Linked DNA regions of Mus musculus: region 2 is linked to region 1. Evidence: chromatin loops called from intact Hi-C (ENCODE). Cell type or tissue: heart. All regions are shown on one strand.

Region 1 (2,500 bases):
ATGCACACAAAATAAATATTAGGGGAGAGAACTATCAGAACATATTATACACATGTACAAAATTTCCAAAGAACAAAATGTAACTAGCAAAAATGTTTATAATCACTAAATATTCTTCATGTAATTTTTATTTTCTTAATCATAATATTGCTTCCAAAAAAGCTACAAAAACTATGTATGGTGAGGATTCCCCAGTTCTACCAATAAAGTGTCCTTGTTAGGGGTGGGAGAGAAAATAAGAAAGCAGAGGCATTCAGAACATCTTCACCACTGGTGGGAGGAGCCTGGGAGTAATTCTTTGTCCTGCGGGGCAGACAGATTAATGAGCATGCTCAGAGAGACGGTACACATTCAAGTATAAGGTAAAACGAAGGATTCATGCCATGACGTTTGTATTGCTTGAGAGGGGAGGAGGGAAAGAGAAGGGGGTGGGCTGGTTGATTGGTTGATGGGTTGGGCTTTTTATTTTTGTTTTTGTTTATGTTTTTCCAAGACAGGGTTTCTCTGTGTAGCCTTGGCTGTCCTGTAACTCACTATGTAGACCAGGCTGGCTTTGAACTCAGAGGTCCACCTGCCTCTGCCTCCCAAATGCTGGGATTAAAGGTATAGATCACCCTATCCCACCCTCAGTTATCAGAAGAATTTTTTTCAAGTTCTGGCCCCATTTAAGCTTAAGGATATTTAGAAATGAGGAAGTACAAACAATGGTGAATGAGATAAATGTAAATTATGAAGTAAAGAGGAAGATGGGAAATCTATGCTCTCACATACACTGAGAACCCGGGCGGGGTGGGGCAGGGGGCCTGAACTGCAAAGTTGGGCGGGAAAGATTCCAGACTGAATTAAGAAGATATAAGACTCAGTGCTATTTACAAGAGACACACATACACATTTTCACAGGAAATCTGAAATTTCAGGGACAGGTAAAGGTACATCAAGAATACACAAGACAGATAACATTAAATAAAGTGAAATTTCAACCCAAGCGCTTTGACGTCCTCTCTAGGCAAGCTGTGTCTTTGCAGGTGGTGGTGTCTGAATCTTGAAGGCAGAATAATACAGAAACACAAATATATTTTCAACTTACTATTTATGATCTCAGAAGATTTCGAATGGTGCAGTGAATCTGGTAAAACACGGTCTTTTCGCGGTATCCAGGTCTTCTTGAGGTCACTAAAACGAAGGGGGGGGGGGCCGGCGGCATTATTTCCCATCCCCGAGTTTGTGCTGCCACCTACAGACTAATCTCAACATTGCACGTTGACGTTAATACTTAATGTCCTTACTGGCCACGTTCATTACATGCATTCTGTTGCAGATGAACCAAAGGGCATGTCCACTCTCCACGAGTACAGGTTAGATCTGTTCTCCGATTAACTGACAATATCTAAGAAATTAGCAATAACTTCAAAAGAGAATGGATTTGTGTTCTTCTATGATTAAAAAATAATATCTCTGCAGCTGGGCTTTATTAGGCTAAGTTAATAAAGAAAGGCAACTTTCACTGAGGCGAAACACCTAAAAGACACGTTAAGAAAGGATATGGTTTAGTTTTCGTTCACATTCACAGTTGGTCATGGTGGGAAAGGCACGGTAGTGGGACCACGCCCGCCCATAGTGGCAGAAGCCTGAAGCAGCCGCTTGTAACATGGTGCTGACCCCTCGGAAGCAGGGAGCCAGTAATTCTCAGGCTCCACCTCTAGAGCCCTACGCCCACCAGCTAGGCCTCAAGTTCAAATGGTTCCAGAGCCTCCCAAATCATCTCCACTAGCTCCAGACCAAAAGTTCAAATCCGTGAACCCATAACGGGCATTGCATACCCAAACCTTAACGATCCCCCCTAGCTGTCATAGCCTCACTGCTACCTCATAAGAGGAAATGTCTCAGCTCAACTTAAAGAAGTCGCAGTCTTACCAGTCCCAACGCCATTCAGAAATCCAAATCCAGAGTCTCTTCTGAAACTCAGAGCTACGTCTTAGCCGCGAGCAACCGTGAAAGTGAAGCTCGAGTCACGTGCTTCCCATAGCTGGTGGCAAACATACCCTTTTCAAGTAGGGAGGGCATGAGAATGGAAAGGCAATATTAATGAGAGAAAAGCTGCAAGGCAAACACCAGTCCCTCTGCTGTGAGTCCGACCTGCGGGCTTCATGGAGGTGGCATCCGGATGGCGCTGCATCACTTTGGGCTGGCTCCACTGGGTTCAGCTTTCCTTAGGATGCGTTCTGTATTCCCTGTATCTCTACCACGCGGGATGACCATTGCAATTTAGGCCCCAGTTTCATAGTGTCAGATTCCAGATGCTGTCACTGTACAGAGAATTAATTACCCACACGCCCCTGCGACTCTTCGGCCATCCCAGGCAGGAACCAACCTGAGCATTAGCCAGGGCCACACTTTGTAAACCACCCTCCATTTTGGTTAAACTGTGGCACTTCCCCGAAACTATGGTAATTTGCTTCCTAAAGTAACTCGTTTCTCTACATTCTTCACTGTCCTGCCC
Region 2 (2,500 bases), 77 kb before region 1:
ATATGGTTTCACTTTTCTTTATGGCTAGGTAAATTTCATTTATGTATATACACCACATTTTCTTTATCCACACATCTGTTGATAGACATTAGGCTGGTTGGGAATGAAATATTGGGGCAGGTGGGAAGGAAAGAAATGTTTGATAAGTCAGATTGACCCACAGTCACAGAGTCAGAGATTCAAAACTCACTAGCCATGACTTAGAAGGTAGTCCCAGCTCCAGGTTACCTGTTGCCTTACAAGTGTGGCCATCAGGGCCCAGCAAGTAGCCAGGGTGACAGGCACAGATGTATGAGCCCTCAGTATTGATACAGGTCTGACTGCAAGGTTGACCAGATGGCTGCTGGCACTCATTTACATCTTGACAGATTTGGCCATTGCTCTCCAACTCAAAGCCTGGGGCACAAACACATACCTGAAAAAGAAGCCATCAGCATATTCTGAAGACAGAACAGGGCTTTGATCTTCATATGAGATTCACATGATGATATTTTCCATGATGATATGTTGACAACTAAAACAGCTTTGCTTTGAATAGCCCCTTGTCTGTCTTAACAGCCTTGATGTACCCCTTATAACTTCTATCCAAGAGTAACAATGGCTAGGTTCAGCTCAGGACACCAGAGCCTTTGCTGCATCCATAAGAAGAAAAGCACACAAAGCTAACTGAATTGGTCATCAGCCAGTGGAGAGCTGGTGTGACCAAATATCAGAACACGTTCTTTCACTTGACTGTGAGAATCAAGTTTCCTGCATGCTGCTGAGTAATACTGTCTAAAATAGCTAGTCCTCAACTTAAGAGCGGGACAGGTTCCAAATATCGACATGGAAGAAAACTTCACACTGTCATTTTCTTGACCTGCCCAGATATTTTTATCTTAACACCATGTGACATTTCTCCCATAACTCACAGCAGAGATGGGACAAGGCACAATATAGGGGAGAGGTTGAACAGACCTCAGGAGGAGCTCGGAAGGCTCAGGTACCTGGATAGGCACTCAAGACAGTTCTACTATGTATATATCTTTGAGATCAAGGTGCCATCTCGGACAACCTGAATGAGTACACTACTGATTTTTCTCAGAGCACATATGTGGTTGATAAAGAACACACAGTAAGCTTCAGCAACTCACCGGCCCAGTTGGGGACTGGTAGCAGGAGTGGTAACATAGCCCAGGGCTGCACACTGATGAGGAACACTCCCCACCCTCATCTGAACCATCCACACAGTCCTCTCGCCCATCACACACCATACTGAAGCTGAGGCAGGCACCAGTAGCACACTGGAACTCGGAATCCTGGCACTTCTGCGGAGCACCTGTGGGGGAGGGGATGGTTTTCCACTAGAGTGTTACAATCATGCCCCAGCATCCTTCCTCTACAAGGCTCCTTCATATACAACCAAGACCCATCTAATGAGAGAACAGGGTGGGCTCCAGGTTCTGCAGCATTTGCATGGAAGCCCCACCCCCCACCTTCTGCCTCAGTGGGGGTGCCCCTGCACTTACATCCAGCTTCGTCACTGCCATCTCTGCAGTCGCTCTGTCCATCACAGTGCCAGAAGTCAGGCACACACTGGTCTCCACTGTCACAAGCCCACTGCCTTGGGCCACATGAGATCACCTTGAGGCCACAGTCCTGAGGAGATAGGGACAGTCAGTGGCCTCCGATCCATCTAAGGAAGGAGTTTTCAGAGTTAGACAAGGCCCCGGGTTAGGGTCTAACTCTCTGCCCCAGTCTCTGTGAGGCTCACCTACGCCCTGTTGTGCTTAGAAGACCTTACTTCATTGCCATGTACAAAAGCATGAGGAAGGCATGCTGGCTTCCAATGCCTAGTATTCTATCTGGGTCCCTGACTACTACCACAACCACAACTGCCACCCCACTGCAAGTGACACTTGGCTCAGCACTCTTGGTACCAGCTTGACTCTCTTGACTGACTGAAGCTCTCAACATCACCTTTCTTTGGCTACCTCCTGTGACTGGAGGTCAAGCAAACCCATGTGCATGGAAAACCCCATGTGAATGTGGATACCACTCGCTGTGGACCACAGTGAGGTTATTGCAACACTATGAACATTCTAGCAGAGGGAGGTGAGCTAGTTCAAGAAGTATAAGAAGATAGACAATGCCCCAGAGAAGCTAGCTCAGGGTATTGCCATAATTACAACTTATAAGGAGTTATATAGCCCTATTGCCAACAACTGTGCCCACACAGACTGACCATCTGGGTTATGCAGTTATGTTAAGAATAAGGTCACAGACCCTTCCCCCCCCCACATGGCAGCATCATGATGATGGCAGCTAATGACAGCTTCATGACTCAGACTGGAAAGCACTTATTACTATGGTCTAAACAGATTGGAGTAGAGCATGTCATGGTATGTGTGAACAAGAGAGACACTGTCCAGGAATGGAAGAGTTGAGGATCAAAGGGATGCTTGCTGAGTTTGACTACTAAAGACTGAATATTCCAGCCATCGTGGGCTCTGTTCTCTAT

Evidence for each region. Peaks named below come from ENCODE experiments on the same cell type or tissue, not always from the same donor. Only the 100,000 strongest peaks of a DNase experiment are listed, where the experiment ranks them.
Region 2: a loop joins it to region 1, with 2.2 times the contacts of the local background. A loop is called at or near these places in 2 of 42 quality-filtered maps.

The regions. Positions count from the first base shown.
Region 1 is chr8:35,724,105-35,726,604 of GRCm38, reverse strand. It overlaps Gm35021 (a long non-coding RNA gene), which reads right to left. Exons shown (of 7, transcript XR_870350.3): 2 at 1,915-2,306; 3 at 1,088-1,173. Among named protein-coding and RNA genes, the nearest start is that of Gm35021, 1.7 kb to the right of the region's middle. In heart, a CTCF peak has its summit at 1,249 (motif pointing left); no DNase peak of the experiment used is centred here.
Region 2 is chr8:35,801,346-35,803,845 of GRCm38, reverse strand. It overlaps Gm19410 (predicted gene, 19410), which reads right to left. Exons shown (of 33, transcript NM_001370844.1): 19 at 1,509-1,638; 20 at 1,134-1,318; 21 at 229-415. It also overlaps the pseudogene Gm45566. Among named protein-coding and RNA genes, the nearest start is that of Cldn23, 24 kb to the left of the region's middle. In heart, no CTCF peak of the experiment used is centred here; no DNase peak of the experiment used is centred here.